2 separate regions of the Homo sapiens genome follow, and region 2 is linked to region 1. Evidence: chromatin contacts called from ENCODE Hi-C data. All regions are on one chromosome and are shown on one strand. Each heading gives the region's core, a stretch centred on a gene start or an enhancer-like site at or near the end of the contact. The rest is flanking DNA. Distances are from core to core; before and after follow the strand shown. Region 1 overlaps RNF180 (ring finger protein 180). Region 2 holds the start of RGS7BP (regulator of G protein signaling 7 binding protein).

Region 1 (4,427 bases), core at 1,313-3,812:
AGAAGGTAGAATACAAGGGACTGTTTTGAAGAACACTCTTAAAATAATAAACTTACTTTTCTTTGGTATGAAATCCTTTAAGACTCGATTTCTTACATTTGATTTCATATTTTGGGGGCTAAATGTGACCTATTAAAACCTATCTATGGCCAGGAACAGTGGCTCATGCCTATAATCCCAGCACTTTTGGGAGGCCAAGGCGGGTGGATCACCTGAGGTCATTCATTATTCAAGACCAGCCTGGCCAACATGACGAAACTCCTTCTCTACTAAAAAGCTTGGCATGGTAGCACGCACCTGTAATCCCAGCTACTTGGGAGGCTGAGGCAGAAGAACTGCTTGAACCCAGGAGGCAGAGGTTGTAGTGAGCTGAGATTGCGCCACTACACTCTAGCCTGGGCGATAGAGCCAGACTTTGTCTCAAAAAAATAAAATAAATGAGTAAAAAATAAAAATAAAACCTATCTATACCAAATCTCTAGATATTAAATTTTTACAGTTACTGACCACTTTATAAAGTAGTATGTGCTTATATAATGTCCTTAAACTATTTTCTTCATTCAAATCACTGTGTAAAGTTATATTCTTATGTTACTTTCTTTGAGAGTACCAATTTCATGCACCAATTTTTCTTTTGCCACAATCATAGGGGCTCTGCTTCTATCTCCTTTTGGTGTAGGTAGTACTGTACTGATCTTGTTGGTCTTACGCAGAAGACCAACCTCCTTTTGGTGTAGGTAGTAGCTGTACTGATTTTGTTGGTCTTATGCAGAAGTTCCTCCTGTTCCCTGAAGATCACAGTTCCTCATATCTGGACTTTTCTACCAGGTCCCATAATGTCATAATTGTTAAATAACGAAAACTGCACAGTAGTTCATGCTTTGATAAACTACGGTTTCATAAAAGATGAAATTATATTTTATGTCCATATTGTATGTTCATATAGTAACAAATTCCCAAAGCAGAAAAAGGTATTAGATATTGCATTACCTTCATTCCTTATATTTTTATATTCCAATTAGTTATAATTTACAATGTACTTTCACATTAGCCCATTTAATCTTTACTACTATATTAGTTAGGTGAGGAAGACATAATTATTCCTATTTTACAGATCAAAACAGAGATCCTATGATATCGCTGAAGTCATGTTGATAACTTAGACCTAAAGCCAGAAATTGGTATTCCTTGACCACTGCACATCTCTAAGACACCCTGACACCAAGGCTCTGTTACTTTCTATTTGTTTTAAACTTGTGGGACAACTATAAAATATTAAAACTAAATAAATAGAGCTTCTGCTAATGAACGCATTATTAGGAATCTTTATACAGAGTACTGGTGCCTTTGTTAACTATTGTCACAGGATCCCTAGGGTGTCACTTCACCAGCCAGAAACCTCTGTAGCTGACGGCATCTTCTGCCTGAGTACTGCTTGTGCCTGCTGGGCCAGTTCAACCCACTTGGCCTGGCAGGCTGTGCTTGGCTCTTACTACTGGCTCAGATCCCACATCTGCCAAGTGCAAGCCAGGTGCAGAATGGCAAGGGGTGTGTGGTTGAGCAAGCGTGAGGTCCAGCCACTGTGCACAGCCAGGCATGCTGGCTGCTGTGGCGGGGCAGGGAGCTCCAGGTGTTGGCTCTGTGTGTGGCTGTGGCTGGATGAGATATACTTCATGCGGCTTCTGCTGTGGGCACCCGAGTCAGGACGAGGTAAATGCAGTGGTGCCTGGAAGCTTGGAGACTCCAGGAACTGCAGAACCCCAAGGAGGGTGTCACAGCCCTGGCTCAGGGATCTCTACATCTGGGCTCCTCAAAGGGCTGCAGCTCTTCTTGTCTTGTCACCGTCAATGTGGCGAGCATGGGGCGGGGGTGTGTTTCAGCCCTTATTGTGTTACAGTTCTTTTAGTCCTGCCACTCAGCAGGTCCTGAGTTCTTGTCCCACATTCAGGAGGAATGAGGTATGCAGACAACTGGAGGGTAAGCAAGGTGGAGAGGAGCTTCACTGAGTGGTAGAACAGTTCTCAGGAGACCCACAGTGGGTATCTCCTATTCACAGGCAGGTTGTCCCGCTGTCTCTACAGCCCTCAGTGGAGAGGAGACTCACAGGTCATATTGTCAGGTAGGTTGTCCCACTGTCTGCCTGAGTCTGGCTGAGTCCAGGGTTTTTATGGGCTAAAGAGGGGAGGAAGTGCATGCTGACTGGTTCATGGGTGGCCATAGGCAGGCCTGGAAAAAGCACTGTAAGTTCTCACTCTGGTCCACAGAACTGACAGCCCAGCCCCCAGTCTTCAGGTTTGAAGAAGGTGGGGCTTTACCAGGGACCTGTCCCCTTTCTGCCCAGGAGCCTGTCTGCCTCCTGCCACCATCAACCTGCCATCCACGGTGCCCACAGTGCCCAAGCTATTCTTGCCAAGCGGTGTATGCAGGTTGCGCTGAGCTGCCCTCAGCTCCCCTCAGCCTTCCTCCCATGCTTGTCAGCACCCAGAGTTTGGAGTGGGCCTAGGCAGCAGGGGGCTGGCATGTCAGGACTGCCCTGAGAGTGTACACACTTGGCTGGGTTGCGACAGTGCCTGGGCTTGGCTTCAACTTTGCTGTGAAATTGGAGTGGGTGCCAGGAGCATGGAGAGGCCAGGCAGCAGGAGTAGGCATTTCTGAGCCTGCAGGGGCAAGGGGGCTTCCCCAGTCCCCAAGAGTACAAGGATGTCTCGGTCCGAAGCCATGGCTGGGTGGCTGCAACTTTGCCTGGGTAGGCAGGGCTCCCACCCTGCTAACTTGGAAAGGGGCAGGGCTCCCACCTGTTCCTGGCTCCTGCCAGCTCTGTGGAATGTGCAGCCCTGGCTTGTGCCTCCCCGACTGCAGCTGGCTTCATAGTAGCAGCTGTTCCAGATGGGCTGCCGCTGCCATAAATATGACTTTGTCAAATCTGATACTTTTGAGACGTATTTTCATTATCTATGTACTAAACAGTGATAGCATGGCAAAGTCAATTTAGTCATGAGTCTTCGGATTTGCTCTTATTGTATAGTCTTCATTTTCTTCATTTGTACATCTGTAGTTTTCAGCAAGGAGATACTTAGCAAAATCCTTATTTAAAATTGATTAATACAGAAATATGTTTCCCCTAATATTTCTGAGACAGCAGGAAGTTACTTTTAAGAACAGACCTTAGACAAAATTACCAGACTTTTTTTTTGGCGTTAGATTTCCTTACCTCCAAAAAGATGAAATGCTTTTCTGCAGCTTGGTAGGGGCCATTTTGCAGAGTTGGATTTCTGAAAGCTTTGTTTTATTTTCAAATATTCTTTAGTAAAGAAAGTTTTTGTGGCATTGTTCAATTCTAGAATAAAGCAAAAGAAAATAGGATTTTGAAATTAATTTGAGTAAAATGGCAAGAAAATGACAAGTGAATACTGTAGTATTTTGATACTATTTGATACAATTCACACCTCTTTAAGTCAGTGAAGACAAAAATAGATTCAACATTTTTTTCTTTACTCAAGCAAATACAACTTCCTCAAGTTCACATTTGGTGCAACTTTGACATGCCTACACATAGAACATAAATCTACTGAGTAGCTCCTATGTCAAGCAGTATAGAGTATATAATGATAAATAGGACATCGTCCCTCACCTTAAAACAACTGTAGTCTAAAACAGTGGTCCCCAACCCCTGGGTCACAAATGGGTAGCAGTCCATGGCCTGTTAGGAACTGGGCCACACAGCAGGAGGTGAGCCACAGGCAAATAAGCATTGCTGCCTGAGCTCTGCCGCCTGTCAGATCAGTGGCAGCATTAGATTCTCATAGGAAGTGAACCCTATTGTGAACTGCGCATGCAAGGAATACAGGTTGCACACTCCTTGTAAGAATCTAATTAATGCGCCTGTAATCCCAGCACTTTGGGATGTTGAGGCAGGTGGATCACTTGAGGTCAGGAGTTCAAGACCAGCCTGGCCAACATGGTGGAACCCCATCTCTACTAAAAATACAAAAATTAGCTGGGCATGGTGGCAGGCACCTGCAGTCCCAGCTACTTGGGAGGCTGAGGCAGGAGAACTGCTTGAACCTGGGAAGTGGAGGTTGCAGTGAGCTGAGATGGCACCATTGCACTCCAGCCTGGGCGAAGAAGTGAGACTCCATCTTGGGAAAAAAAAAAAAAAAGAAAAAAAAAGAAAAAAAATCTAACTAATGCACAATAATCTGAGGTGGAAAAGTTTCATCCTGAAACCATCCTCCGCTTAATTCCTTGGGAAAACTGTCCTCCATAAAACCGGTCCTTGATGCTAAAAAGGTTGAGGACTGGTGGTCTAAAAGAAATAAACAGGTGGACAAAAAAGGAGAATAATGTGTTATGAGTGTAACAACAGAATAGCTAGAGTGTAATCTGAGCTCAGGAGTGATAGTGAAAAGGAAAAACACTTGTAGAAC
Region 2 (4,725 bases), core at 2,025-4,524, 170 kb before region 1:
GTCCTAAATCTGCTTTTCCTTTTGAATTACTGTTTATCTGTACTTCTAAATTTACCAGTGCTCCTTCACATTTCTGATTTTTTTTTTCTGTCTCTCTCCTTGTCTGAGATTTATCACAGCTGTATTTCTTCACCAAACTCCTGAACCACTTAATTCCCCTCCATTTCCCGGATTTACTTCTTGTTAAGAATAGTATAAGAGTTAAAACAGAAAAGGATAAGGCTTCTCAATATTTTTACTAAATAAAATATGGTTATAACATATTTTGTTTATCCCTCTCTTCAAGGAGATGAGTACAGCATATCATTTTTCATGATATAAAATGCCTGTGGTCAAATGTAAAGTAATTATTAACAGAGGCAGTATATGGCTTTCCAATCTTTATAAACTTTATAATCACTATACATATTATTGGAATTAAAGATGGCAAACAGTGATTCTTTCAAATAGGTAAATTAGATATACTTCCTACAAGTGATCAGCTTGTAACATTATCAGGTGAGTCTAATTTGAACTTCTGCTGCGATAAAGCTATACTCACATAGATAAACAGGTAAATACTATATCCAGACTGAACAAAGCACTTAAATTAATGTATTGATGTATTTGTATAAGGATTCCTGTGTTTCCTTGCTCTAAGTACTTATCTTGAAAATAGGAACTGTTAACAAAATCCATGGCTAACTTTTTCCCCAATATTAAGAGATGAAAGAAAGTGTAGGTAGGGTCCCAAGAGAGAAGTTTTCACATACTGAATTATCTCCTAATACAGGCTAGAAAAACGATAAATCTGATGAAAATAAATAAAAATTTGGGGGACAAAATCATGTTAGGTTTATTGAGATATGTGAATTTCCCCAATCTTTAAAAACTGTTCTTATGCTAAAACTTACCCCTTCCTATCACCACAGTGAAGAGAGTAATTTATATCTAAGACCTTATTTTAGGGATTTTATTTTAGGCGGTATCATAGGAATTTATCTCATGGTATAAATAGTTTAGTAAATCTGGGATTTGGGAAAGAGTTTTTCTCTACAGCACAGGCCTTTTGTTCAGCAGCAGATGACAAAATAATTTTGAGGCAAGATGATTTAACTTCAGTTTGATGTCCAGCCATCCACCCCAAATCTTATGCTCCAAATTCCAGAATGTGGCCAGAGTATTGAAAATTAAGTTTTTAAAAAATCATTTGATCCAAATCTTCTAAATATATATACATATATGCAAGAATGACACAGCCTTCAAATTATGGTTTGGCCTATAGTTTGTGTATAGCTCTCTAGAGAATTTCGATCTTAAGGTTAAAATCTCAAATATGTGGAGATCATGTCTGAGGACTTGACTACCATAAAATTCTGTCAGCATCCATGCATCATGTATATGGATTACCAAATAATGCCGAGTCTCCTACCCTGAGATGGCAGCCAATTTTTGGTGTGCCTGACGGGCCATTTCACAGCCTTTGGTTCTTGTCTTGTGCATTTCCGCCCGGAGTGAGGGGCAGCTGACCGAGACATCCCCAATAGAAATGACCAGCTCTCGGTACAGGGCCACTTGTGTGTTGAACTCTTGGACAAGCTGGAAAAGAAGTGAGTTTTTTTTTTTTTACCAAACATTTCTCATCAGAAAGTTTCCTGTTTCGGAGTACATAAACAGGGGCTTTCACTGACCCCTGAGTCAGCTCCCCAGATCTCCAGCTAAGGAACCTAGGAATTGTTTAAAGCAGAAGGCACCAAAATGGCAAGTCTCTTTGTCCAAGGCAAGTATTTATTTCCATAGGCAAGCCTGGCCATGGAAGCTCTATTTCCAGACCTACTTCCCCTCACCCTTTCAGACTCAGTTTCTGAAGAGCAAGAGAGCATATTTGGAGCGCTACCATGCCACTCCCAGGCCAACAGAGAATGATGCTGGGGACTCCTACATAGACGGTCCCCTCTCCTACTGCTAGGACATGGCTTTTAAGTTGCACGGCGGGAGGGGCGGGGGAGGCGACAGGTAGGGTGTAATAGGCAAACCATTCACCTTTTGCTGGGCCACTGAACCTCTCGGCCTGACGGCCTGACGGGAAGACCAGCTACAGCCTCTGCGCTGGAACCTTCGACCCCTCCGCAGCGCCCCGTGCGCTGTATTTGGGTTTGTTTGCTACTCTGTCCCCAGAAAGCAGCATCCCCACCTCCTCATCCCTCCCTCCTCCGTGAGCGAGCCAGTTCACTGTGTCTTTCGCATCCACCATTCTTCGAGGGGGTACAGGCACAACCTACAGCCGCTGATCCCCAAGACCCTTGCTGTCACACTTCTTTCTGCAGGGTTATTACGACCAGGGTGTCACCCTGAATTTGGGGGACTGCAGATTTAAAAATAGTGCATGTGCCACGTGATCGGCATTGAGGAGCTGAGGGTGGGGGAGTGGCTGGCACTCAGGCAAATGATTAACATACATGACTCCCCCCACCCCCTCTCAATTAAAAAAAAAAAAAAAGAGGCGCAGTTTTCACCCACCATCTTGCAGTCGTCCAGGGCTCGTTGGGTTTTGTGGGCGCTCTCGGAGCCGCTGCCCCTGCGCTCCCAATCTCCGCTCTGCAGCGGGGGCTTGCTGATCTGGAAGATCGAGGAGCGGGTGGACCGGCTGGGGCGCTTTTTGCGCCCATTCGGTGCAGAACTCATGCATACACATCCACCAAGCCGAAGCCGCTGGTGCAGTGCGCCCCGGCGCGGGCGGCCCGGTTGTTGCCCTGGGCGCCGCCGCCAAGCAGCCGGAGCCCGGACCTGAGGCGCGCAGCTCACAGTGCTGGGGCTGGCTGCGCGGGTCGGTAACCTTCAGCTTGAAGGAGAGCCGGGGAAGCGCTAGCTGTGCCGTGCAGCATCGCTTCCACTAGCAGCGAGGAAGGAGCGCGATCAAGTTCTGCTCAGCAGCATTGCCGACCCTGTCCCGGGAGCTGGGCGCTGGCGCGGGCTCGCACTGCCTTCCTCTCGGCATGGATTGCAAGGCTGGGCGAGAAGGAACGCGCCGCCCGGCGGTTCCGAGTTTCCATTCAGGTGGGGGAGCAGCTTTCAAAGCCTGCGCTGCAAGGTGGGGGGCGGAAAGGGGTGTCGCTCTTGCTTCAGTGTCTTCCCGCAGCGGCACTCGGTTCGTCTTTCCCCTCCCTCCACTGTCGCCAGGCCTGGAAGGACTGGCCGTCCCCAAAGCAAGCAATTGGCTCTAATCGGCTGCCTTGATCCCTCGTCTCTAAGGGCTTGTCTGTTTGAAGATCCCAGATGAATCTGTGGCGGGACTGGCAGACGCAGAGAATCGGTCCGGCTGACGTTGTTCGCGGGCCCGCACATTGATAGGACGGGAATACTAATGTGATCTGTCCATGCAACCCCCTTCCCCCTCCACAGTTTATGCACTTATCCAATCAAATCCCCGGGAACATCAATTGCAATATTACTTCATCTGCTCTATTATTAGAAACGAAAAGTGTCATCAGAGTGGAGCACATGCCACATGCTGGGACCTAAACATGGATTTCAAATAAGCCAGTGTGGGCTTGAGGCCCTCACCAACTGAGACTGAGACAGGGGCCACAGGAGGGAGTGAGGTTTTGCTCCAAATGGAAGACCTCTTGATAACCTAAAAGGAGAGCTTTGTTTCCCTGAGTTGTTTTGTTTTTATTTTGTCCTTGTTCATGGAGGGGGAAAGAGGAGAGCCAGTGAGGCAGAATGCACAGAGGCATTCACTCAGATTGGGCCTCATCCCCATCCCATTTCAAGTAGTAAAGCTCTTGGTCTTGCATTGCAGGGTCTCAGGACTCAGCTCCTAGAGTTCCCTTCCGGAGACTTGAACAAATAAGAGCCAAGAGATCTCCCTGGACACTCAAAATGACCTTCTTCTCACTTATGGGATATCAGTAACCCAGAGGCCAACAGAGGTGGCCCAGAAAATCGGGGATGATTCTTGTGTGAAAGGAGTGGGGGTGAGGCCCTCAGCCATTTAAGTTCACCCTTCCCACTGACATCTTCCTAAGGTTCTTCTGGGAGGAAGAGAGAGTGTTGTGGCATTCAACTCTAAGGCTCTAAGGATGCTTGTTCTCCTGAATGATTTGTTTGGAGAGGGAGATAAAGGGGTCTCCCATAGGAAAACTAGTTATGTATTAGTAATCCTAATAAGAACAGATTAGAGGTTCCTGGTCAGTCTGTTAAAGGGATATGGAGAGTACATAGAAAGAGAAAGCCTGAAATAGCCAGGAAGGTTAATATCCTAAGGAGGGTGGCTTTACAACCTTTTCTACAAGACAAGTAAATATAATGGGGTACTATAATAAGAGAGTTATTTGGTCTTTGTCCCCAGTCCCTAGGGCAGAACTCCTAAAACCCTTAGAAATTGCCTGAGTTATTATGATAAGCCATCTTGTCACCAGAAAGACCAAGCCTTGATTAGTTGCTTGCAACTTTCAGCCTCATCCCCCAATCTCAGGGGATAGGAGAGGAGCTAGTGACTGCGTTCCTCACCAATGGCCAATTATTTAATCAATCATGCCTACATAAAGAAACCTCTGTAAAACTCCTAAACAACAATAGAGTGTGGGGAGCTTCTGGGTTGTGGAAGACATCTAGGTGCTGGAAGGGTGGTACACCAGGAAAGAGCATGGAAGTTCCATGTCCTTTTCCCATACCTTGCCCTATGTTTCTCTTCCAGTTGGCTGCTCCTCAGTTGTATCCTTTAGAATAGACTGCTAATAGTAA

What was found. A loop is a pair of places that touch in the nucleus more often than their neighbours do. Pooled maps may share reads with other maps.
Region 2: a map of Right ventricle myocardium inferior shows a loop between it and region 1 (4-fold over the local background). The contact joins the promoter of RGS7BP here to the enhancer-like site in region 1. A Hi-C loop is called at or near these places in 2 of 168 maps with a recorded cell type or tissue (PC-3 and Right ventricle myocardium inferior) and 5 of 50 pooled maps.

The regions. Positions count from the first base shown.
Region 1 is chr5:64,329,191-64,333,617 of GRCh38, reverse strand. It overlaps RNF180 (ring finger protein 180), which reads right to left. Exons shown (of 8, transcript NM_001113561.2): 7 at 3,212-3,337. Among named protein-coding and RNA genes, the nearest start is that of RNF180, 170 kb to the right of the region's middle. Within about 2 kb of position 2,562, at least 2 of the 41 ENCODE cell types and tissues checked have a DNase peak (open chromatin) inside an H3K27ac peak, as active enhancers do.
Region 2 is chr5:64,504,564-64,509,288 of GRCh38, reverse strand. It overlaps RGS7BP (regulator of G protein signaling 7 binding protein), which reads right to left and starts at 3,274. Exons shown (of 6, transcript NM_001029875.3): 1 at 2,500-3,274; 2 at 1,412-1,578. The coding sequence starts at 2,664.